Linked DNA regions of Homo sapiens: all the other regions are linked to region 2. A link is a contact called in ENCODE Hi-C or POLR2A ChIA-PET data. All regions are on one chromosome and are shown on one strand. The core of a region is the stretch at or near the end of the contact, and the rest is flanking DNA. Distances in the headings are between cores, read along the strand shown.

Region 1 (2,700 bases), core at 139-2,638, 610 kb before region 2:
AAGATTTTTCATTTTATTTTTGTTTTGTTTTGATATTAGACCGAGCCACATCACCCTCACGCACAATCAGCTGAGGAGGCACACACTTTCACTTAAACCGTCTCCAAACTCGGCTCCTGGCCCAGCACGCATGCATGGCCCATGCAGACAAACAAGAAAGGCTTTGGAGTGTGGTGCCTGTTTTTTTCTTTTTTTGTAAAGCATCGACAATCTCCTTTTACCCTGACCATTCTTTTTAAAGCCACAAACACCCTCCCCTCTCCCCTACACACACCCCCCATTCCCTCCCCCGCCAATTCCAACCCAAGGAGGCGGGGGCGGGGGAGATGGGGCCGCCGGGGGATTCAAAACCTGCCCTCACAAAAGACAAACATAAATAACACCAACTTGAGAGGCAGCCGATTCCCAAGCCCGGTTCGGGACGCAATCCCTCGGCCCTGGGGCAGGACCGGGAGAGCAGGTGACGCCAAGCGCTATGGTAGGAGGTCGCAGTCTAGCTTTGTGCCAAGAAGCACCTGAAGTCCTAACACATTGGCTGCAGCTCCCGGCGGCTGCCAGGCGGATCCCACTGTGACACGGAGAGAGACGAGCTCCCTGGCCACATTTAAAAAAATAGAAAAGAAAAAAAATTACAGGGTAATGAAAATAAATCCCTTTGTTTTTCCTCCCAATGTGCCAGGAAACAATAGATCCCACTGATAATGCCTCCGATCTTCAACCTATTGCTCCTCCACCACAACCCACCCCCACCCCCAGCCTGCAACTCAGCCTTTGTACAAGCCGATTTTTTCCTCCTCTCCACCCTCCCCAACTCCTCGCCCCGCGCTCAGCCTCCCCCTTACCCGAGCGGGAGCGCCGCGGGCGGGGAGGGTCGGGCCGCCGCGGCTCCCACCCCCTCCTCGCAGGCGCCCCCCGCCCCACGGTGGACGCGGCGGCTCGGCTCGGCGCCGGCCCGCTGGGTACACCGCAACCCGCTCCTCACGGCGCAGCGCGTAGGGCGGCTGCGGCGGCCGCTTCCACTCGCGCGTCGGCCCCCAGGCGCTCCCTGCCCGCGGCGGGCGGCCCCGGGAGGCGCGCTGCGCTCCCCAACGCCATTGCGGGCGGGCGGCGGCCCGAGCAGCGACGCGCCCGCACGCTCGGGCCGGCCTGGGGCCAGGGGTGCCGGCCGGGGAAGGGGTTTGGCCCACGTGCGGTCGCCACGCCGGGCCGTTTCGGCGGCCGCGGTGTAATGGAGGAGAGGCCGCGGGGGTGAGGAAGGCCGGGGTAACAGGTGCCTCACCTCGGCTGATGGGATTAACTCTAGGGCCGCAGAGAGAGGGAGCCCGGCAGCAAAATCCCGGGAGAGGGAGAGAGAGGGAGCCTCTGGCGGCCAAGGAAGGGCGAAAAGCACCGGCCCGAGGCGAGGCCGCCCCACCCCCTCGGCCGTGGGCGAGGGGCCTCTCCGGCCTGGGGCAAGGCCCCTTCCTGTTCGGGTGTTGGCTCCGGAACTTGGTTCTGGGGCTGACCGCTGCTGGGGCCCCACTTAGTCTGAGTCTGCAGTTAACTCCGTGACCCCAAGGCATCCAAGTCCCAGGCCACTCTGCTGACCTGGAAGGCCAAGACGTAGGCCCAAGTCTGGTGTGGCCTTCACCTAAGCCACTGCGCCTGGCCTACTACTCACCTTGACCTTAAGATCTCACTGCCAAAGAGAAAGGGATGAGGAGGTCTTCTACCTTTCCTGTCTAGGGAGAGTTTTTCAGCTCACTCCCCCCCGAACCCCGCCCTTTTCTAAAGGCTCAGTACAACCTCTTACACCCCCAAGTACCGGAAGTGTTACCACCTTCCTGCAAGATATAAAACTGATCATGACTGTCAATACAGATGTTTAAACCAATCCTTCCAAAAAGCCTAGGGAGCAGGAACTCTTAAAAAATAATTTTTCAAGAAGGTAAAAACATGACAATGGTAGAAATATAAAATGAACATTGGTCAAAATTTTTATAACTCTTTTAATTAGGAAGGGAACCCCAGCAAGATACTGCAACCCATTCACGTGAGACTGTGAAGAGTAGACATAGAGGCAAGAAGAGGCAAATCTGCTTACTATTCTATAGAGCACTGAAATGTAATGTTTATTATTATCTGCTTTACAGGGCGGTAACCAGTTGTATCTGTAAAGTAACAAATTTGCATTCTGTAGATAAAACTCATTTACATTACCAAACGTTTCTACAGCTTACTGAGTAGTAAAATAGCCTAGTGAAAGTCAGTCTAAGTAAGGTGCAGACGACTGTAAATTTCACAACACTCCGGAGTCCTGTAGATAACATCCAGCATTCCATTGAAAGGACAAACAGTAATCTTTTGCTCATTTCAAAGTCTTTCACAAGTTTTCCCAACATAACTATTTTTAGCCCCATTTCACTGATGGAAAAACTAAGGTTTAGGTTTTGTAACTTACCCGCTTCTTTATTGGCTATTAATAGTAAATGATTATGGCTGAATATGAACCCAGGCAAGTCCGTACACAAATTCTATATACTCTGGGAGCAAAATCTTTTCATTTCAGAAGGATTTTGTAACTACTCAATACTCAGTTCTATGTATTTTTTAATTTTAAGCAGCAAGGGCTTTTTTTTCCTTTAAGCATCACCAAATTCTGGGTCCTTTCCCAAGAAATTGGCATTCTCTGTCTACGAAGTGGATGTCACTTCTATAAGC
Region 2 (2,777 bases), core at 171-2,670:
AGAACCAAAGACTTTGTACTGCAAACATCTTGTTTTACAGGTGGAGAAACTGTAGCCAAAGCAGCTCAGATGAGTTTGTGAAGGTTACTTACAGCTTGCTAATGGCAGAAGGAAGACTGGAGATGAAGTGGATTTTCCTGACATTCATTAATTCCACCAACATTTATTGTCCCAAGCACTTTTTTAGGTATTAAAGAGAAAGAACAAGACAGATCAGGTCCCTGCTGGTAGGAATATTACACCATGACCAGAACAGTGATTTGACATTTGAATAGACAACTAAGTGGAACACCCACACTAAAGTATTAGAAAGTGGGATGGGCTATGGGCAGGGGAAGGGGAGAGGCTTTATATACATTCTACTCCATTTTATAGATGAATTCACTAATGTTCAGTGGCATTAAATAACATGTCTAATTCATAAATGTTAGACACAAGATTCAAACCTTCACAGTAGAGAGAGAGAGAGAGAGAGAGAGGAGTAAGAGAATAAGAAGGACATCACAACCTCCTGGTTAGGGAGTAGCTCTTAACATGAATCAATAAATCTGGTTGGAGCAAGGTGTCTAGTTAGATTGTCAGATTTCCGGGAACCAGAGATACCCGTTTTTTGGCAGAACCTAGACAGCCAGAAGAAGCCTCCTACCTTGTTCTTCATGCTTAATTTCTTTAGAAAGTCAAACTCATGGATGAGCATTTGGCTCAAGTTCTTCAGCTCCAGGTCAGGGAATCTGTGACGTTAGGGAATATCTACCACTCTGGTAGCTGCAGAGGAGATGCAGAAACACTGGAGCTGGGGACAAGCATGCCACCTCCAAAAATTAAAAAGAAAAGAGTTTATCATATAGGTGTGTGAAGATTCATTTTACTGAGAAAGGTCAATTCAGCTGTGCCCCTTCTATATAGCTCCTTGGAGAGAATTAGCAAAGGCAGTCCCTTTAGGTGGAATTATTAGAATAAAGTATCCATCTCTGAAGGAAATTTGTAAAAGCATCCCTCCAAAAGTCTCCCCATTTGACTGTCAAATTAGAAAAGGAGCCCCATCAGGCAGCCCTGGGTCAGGTTTCTTGGATGGGTGGGCTGCACCACTGCTTAGTTTCCTGGTCCCTAATACTTTAAGGAGCCGGATGGGAGTGAGATCTGAACAACTCACTCTCACTTTCTACAATTCTGTAAGGGTAGGGAGTAGGAACTAGAATGGGGTGCTTTTTTTCCCTGTGAGAATTGCTATCGATCCTGTGGAGGGTTTCTCAGCCAGGAGACTCCATCACTCTGGCCTCTCTGAACTCAGAGCTCACTCACCTCCCTTTCGAAGCTAACGTGGCAGAGCTGGCTGGGAGGTGGTTACTGGCTCAGGGCCCTGAAACACTGAGTAATTCCTATGATGGCTGGGACTGGAGACACCATTCCAGACACTTCCACGTTGTCTAAAAGCAAAAAAAAAAAAAAAAAAAAAAAAAAAGTCTCCACCACCCAGCCCAAACGGTTAGAGGCAGATTCCTTGGTGCTGAAACAAGACCTATCCCTTTTATGGAAGGCCATTGCTGGAAATTTCCACCATAGAGGAAAGCCAGGGTTCTTTTTCTATTTTTTACAGAACAGGGAGGGAACAAGTCAGGGGTGAGAGATGAAAGGGGATGGCTGAAGGGAACCGCACCTCTTTTCCTGAAGTTTTTGCATGTATATGATCACTCTTAGCTTATAAAGACGAAGATTTGAGCTTCCTTGCCGATCTCCTCCAGTGTTGACCACTTTTATGGAGCCCCCAGTGCTATACTAGAGCTATGGTCTAATCAAGGCATCAACAAGCATGAAGTTTATGATTTCAGAAGAAACAGGACAAGACATATTGCACATCAAATCCTATAAACGACAATCCAGCATGGCCAACAAAAATAGACCATTGCAGCTGTGCTCTGGCTGAGTGTTTATTTATTGGAGAAGAGAAAGGTACAATCAAGAAAAGGGGGAATCATGTCAGGATGTTATTGGAGTCAAGCAGATTGACTGCCTGAAGTGAAAGCCCTGGCCATGCAGAGTAAAGGCCAGCGATTGGGTCAGAGGCAGGAGAACATTGGAGGCATGGACTTACAGCCCCAGTATTGATTTTACATTGAATTCCAGGTTTTGCTGCAATTAAAAGCTACTGCAAGGTTTTGAGAAGAGAAATGGTATGATCAAATAATTAGAGCAATGTGGTTTTCATTTTAATTAGGAAAGACCACAGGGATGAGAGAGATGAGAGGATCAGCTTGTGAGGTAATTCACTAACCAAATAAGTTCAGGAGCCAAAGAGGTCTTTCTGAAATCGACAAATTAAAGCTACAGTGTTGTCTGACATTATAACAAGAGGTTTTTACTGTTATTATTATTAATTTTATCTGATTCAGTTACCTTGTTAGTTCTGACAGACTTGGATTGCTAGCTTGATTAGTTCCCTCTTATTTGTCCAGAAACACCAAAACACCAAAATTATACCATTTTATCAATGTATGCCTTTATATATGGCTATGGTTTAGGCAAAGTGAAGAGAAAAATGTCTAGACTAAAGGTGACTGAATTCTTTCTCTATCTTATTTTGAAAAGAAGGAATTCATGTGTTTCTTTCTCATCGTCAGCCCTAGTCTTTTTGGGACATTTTAGTCTGAAATCTGAATGTGCTTACCAGCTGGGAAAAAATTTGACATTTACTTGATTTTGTCCCTTGGAAGTAAAAAAAAAAAAAAAAAAAAAAAATGGCAGCTTTATTAAACAACAAGTCTGCTTATTTCTTTCTT
Region 3 (2,700 bases), core at 31-2,530, 670 kb before region 2:
AAAAAAAAAAAAAAGAAAGAAAGAAAAAAAATAAAATTTCTAAAACACCACTTTTGTTTTCTCTGTTCTATAACTTGACTTATATACCATAAATAAAGGTCATCTTCCTAATTCTGACACTATCTAATCCCTATCTCTCTCTTGTCCCCTATGAATTATCTACTCTGATTACAAATGTTCATTCAACATGCTAATTCCTATCTCACTTACTATATTCATTTTAGTCTGTCATTCTCCACCACCAACAGTTCAACTCTCCAAAATCTATAACGTTCACTTTTTTTCTTATCCATCTATTCTTCAAGGGAATGCTTAAGTCCCAAACTCGCTTTTTGGTTCTCAACACATGACATCATTACAATTCAAGGCATTTTTTTAGCCTATCATTCTCTCTACATCTCCTAAACAATAATCTTATTAAATCACTTTTTAAAAATAAGCAGTTCAGCCCTTTTCAACTCTAGTTTATAACCTAAGGTAGAAAATAACTTAGTAAACAATAACCAAAATATAAAAACACATTATTTTTATGATGTGGTAGATATATTTCTTGCTTCAATATTTTGTGGAGGTTTCTTGTTTTCACAGTATTTAAGACAAGGGACAAAATCTCATAAAGCAAAAAAGTGAAGGAAGTGAAATCTCAGCATTGTTTTAAATGACTGAAACATCCTGGAAAAGTACGAAGTAATTTCTACTTCCGGTTTTTAAAAATATATTGTGTCCAGGAAGTCATTATTTCCTTACCATTAAGAATCTATTCATTCCATTGGTCTTTATAACTGTTATGGAATGGAAAGAACATGAAACTTGGATTCAGTAAGAGTGTATTAAATTTAGAATGGGATGACTTTTTGACAAGATCCTCTAACTCTCTAAGATCCAGTCTCCCCATCAGTAACATGGTAGTTACCAGGTCCCATGACTTGGCAACACTTAATAGTCAGATCACCTAAATCCTAAAATGTTCCAGGTGCTCTCAACCTGTCTTCAGATTAATCTTCCTCTAGGCTGCCAGTGTACACCTACTGCAAATCTACTTAATCGGCCATTCATTCTCTTCTTGCTCAGAAAGGCCAGTTCCTGGGAAGAAAACTCAAACCCAGGAAACACAGCTGGAATAAGTTAGTATCCTAGTCACTGTGCTAATGCTAGCAAAATCATAAATCTATTATTCACGGGATAATGCTTAGCTACTTGTGACAAATTGAAGGTTGAGAAAATATTTGCACAAAGAACCATCATACCAGCTGAGTCAGGGCCAAGGTAGAGGTCACTGCTAGAGAACAAGAAGCCTGTCACATTTGCAGGGAAAAAAAAAAAAAATTGGTCCTAACAGCATAAGTTAGGAATGCATTGTTTCATCTAAGAAAGGTTGTTGCTTTTCTCTCTGGTCAATGTTTGATTTGCATTAATGTAATAAATCATGAAAGTCAAAATCAATGTGAATCTTATCCACTTACATAACTAGAACTAAAACTTAGATAAACTACCTAATAAAAATAACAAGACCATATATACACAGTACAAAAGACCAGTAATAAGTACAGTACAATACCAAGGTTGTATGAAAAAACAGACAACTGCTTTTATGAATTAAAATTAGGCATTATTATTCACATCCCACAGCCACCTTCTATGTGTGCCTGGGTCATCATGGCCATAACAGAAATATCTCTGTATTTTAATTTAGAATCAACTCATTATGAGAATACAAACTGGGTAATAAGTTGTACTGAAGTATGTAAATAAATTGCATAAGGAGAGTTTGTAATGATGGAAGCCTTCTTCAACACAAAGCTTTAAATCAGGTTTTAAAGGAAATGACTATGAAAGCAAAGGGAAAAACTTAGGAAGAAAGAATTCTTATATCCTAACCAATTTAAAAATCCTGAAAATCTCAATAGATTAACAAAGTTCAATGTATTTGTCTTCTGAATAGCACTGAAGAGATTGTTAAAATACTTCAACTAGATTACTATGTCTATGAGTTGAAACAGCAACTTTCAGCACACCTTTTTTGGTTATTGCTTTGTTTGCTTCTCCGCTGACCTGCAATCACATGCAAACACTCCTATATAAAGACTACTGTGAGTACCACAGACTGACCCATACAGAGGGTTCCAAAGGTACATAATTTCACCTGCTAGCAACAAAAAGAATAGAAAACTGTGAATTCTCAAGATGATCTCAAAGAGTTTTGAAGATGACTACGATAGTCTAAATAAGAGTTAAGAGTTATTTTACACTTAATCAGTTTGTTTCACATTCTTTTGCAATGAGAAAATAACTAGGAAATCTGGCCATGGGTAATAAAGAAAAAAAGCGTTGCAGTCTTTTCTTGCTTGGTCATCTTTAGCAATTCATTTATCCAAAATTTCAAGCATGAAATGATTACCAAGTAGCTTTTGTCATAAAATGCCATTTGCCCATTAATACACTTGGCTGACTACCTGAGGATTACTTAAATGTGATTTCTACCAAGAAATCTTCCTAGACCTCCCCCACTGCACCCTGACCCCCAGTGGGAGGCTCCTCAGTGGTCCACCACTAAGTGATTATCACTCTTGAGGCACTCACCACACTGGCTTCTAACGGTTGACTTACAAGTATTGCTTTTTTTTCTCTTTTGTCCCTTTCCCCTCTCTCCTACTAGACTCTGAGCTCATCTGAAGACAGACTATCCCCAAGTTCTTACAC

Evidence for each region. A loop is a pair of places that touch in the nucleus more often than their neighbours do. ChIA-PET counts read pairs that join two places held with the same protein, here RNA polymerase II (POLR2A). Pooled maps may share reads with other maps.
Region 1: a loop to region 2 is called in a map of sigmoid colon, with 2.8 times the contacts of the local background. The contact joins the promoter of PPP1R9A here to the enhancer-like site in region 2. A Hi-C loop is called at or near these places in 2 of 168 maps with a recorded cell type or tissue (endothelial cell of umbilical vein and sigmoid colon) and 3 of 50 pooled maps.
Region 3: a loop to region 2 is called in a pooled map, with 2.5 times the contacts of the local background. The contact joins two enhancer-like sites. A Hi-C loop is called at or near these places in 3 of 50 pooled maps. POLR2A ChIA-PET finds 5 or more read pairs at or near these places in 2 of 52 experiments (BJ and GM12878).

The regions. Positions count from the first base shown.
Region 1 is chr7:94,906,282-94,908,981 of GRCh38, reverse strand. PPP1R9A (protein phosphatase 1 regulatory subunit 9A) reads right to left here and starts at 1,388. Exons shown (of 20, transcript NM_001166160.2): 1 at 1,280-1,388. RefSeq lists an enhancer at 571-1,331.
Region 2 is chr7:94,296,259-94,299,035 of GRCh38, reverse strand. All of the region lies in intron 2 of LOC112267858 (a long non-coding RNA gene), which reads left to right. Among named protein-coding and RNA genes, the nearest start is that of COL1A2-AS1, 95 kb to the left of the region's middle. Within about 2 kb of position 1,420, at least 14 of the 41 ENCODE cell types and tissues checked have a DNase peak (open chromatin) inside an H3K27ac peak, as active enhancers do; they include sigmoid colon, where a contact is called at or near this core.
Region 3 is chr7:94,971,036-94,973,735 of GRCh38, reverse strand. All of the region lies in intron 2 of PPP1R9A (protein phosphatase 1 regulatory subunit 9A), which reads right to left. Among named protein-coding and RNA genes, the nearest start is that of PPP1R9A, 65 kb to the right of the region's middle. Within about 2 kb of position 1,280, at least 3 of the 41 ENCODE cell types and tissues checked have a DNase peak (open chromatin) inside an H3K27ac peak, as active enhancers do.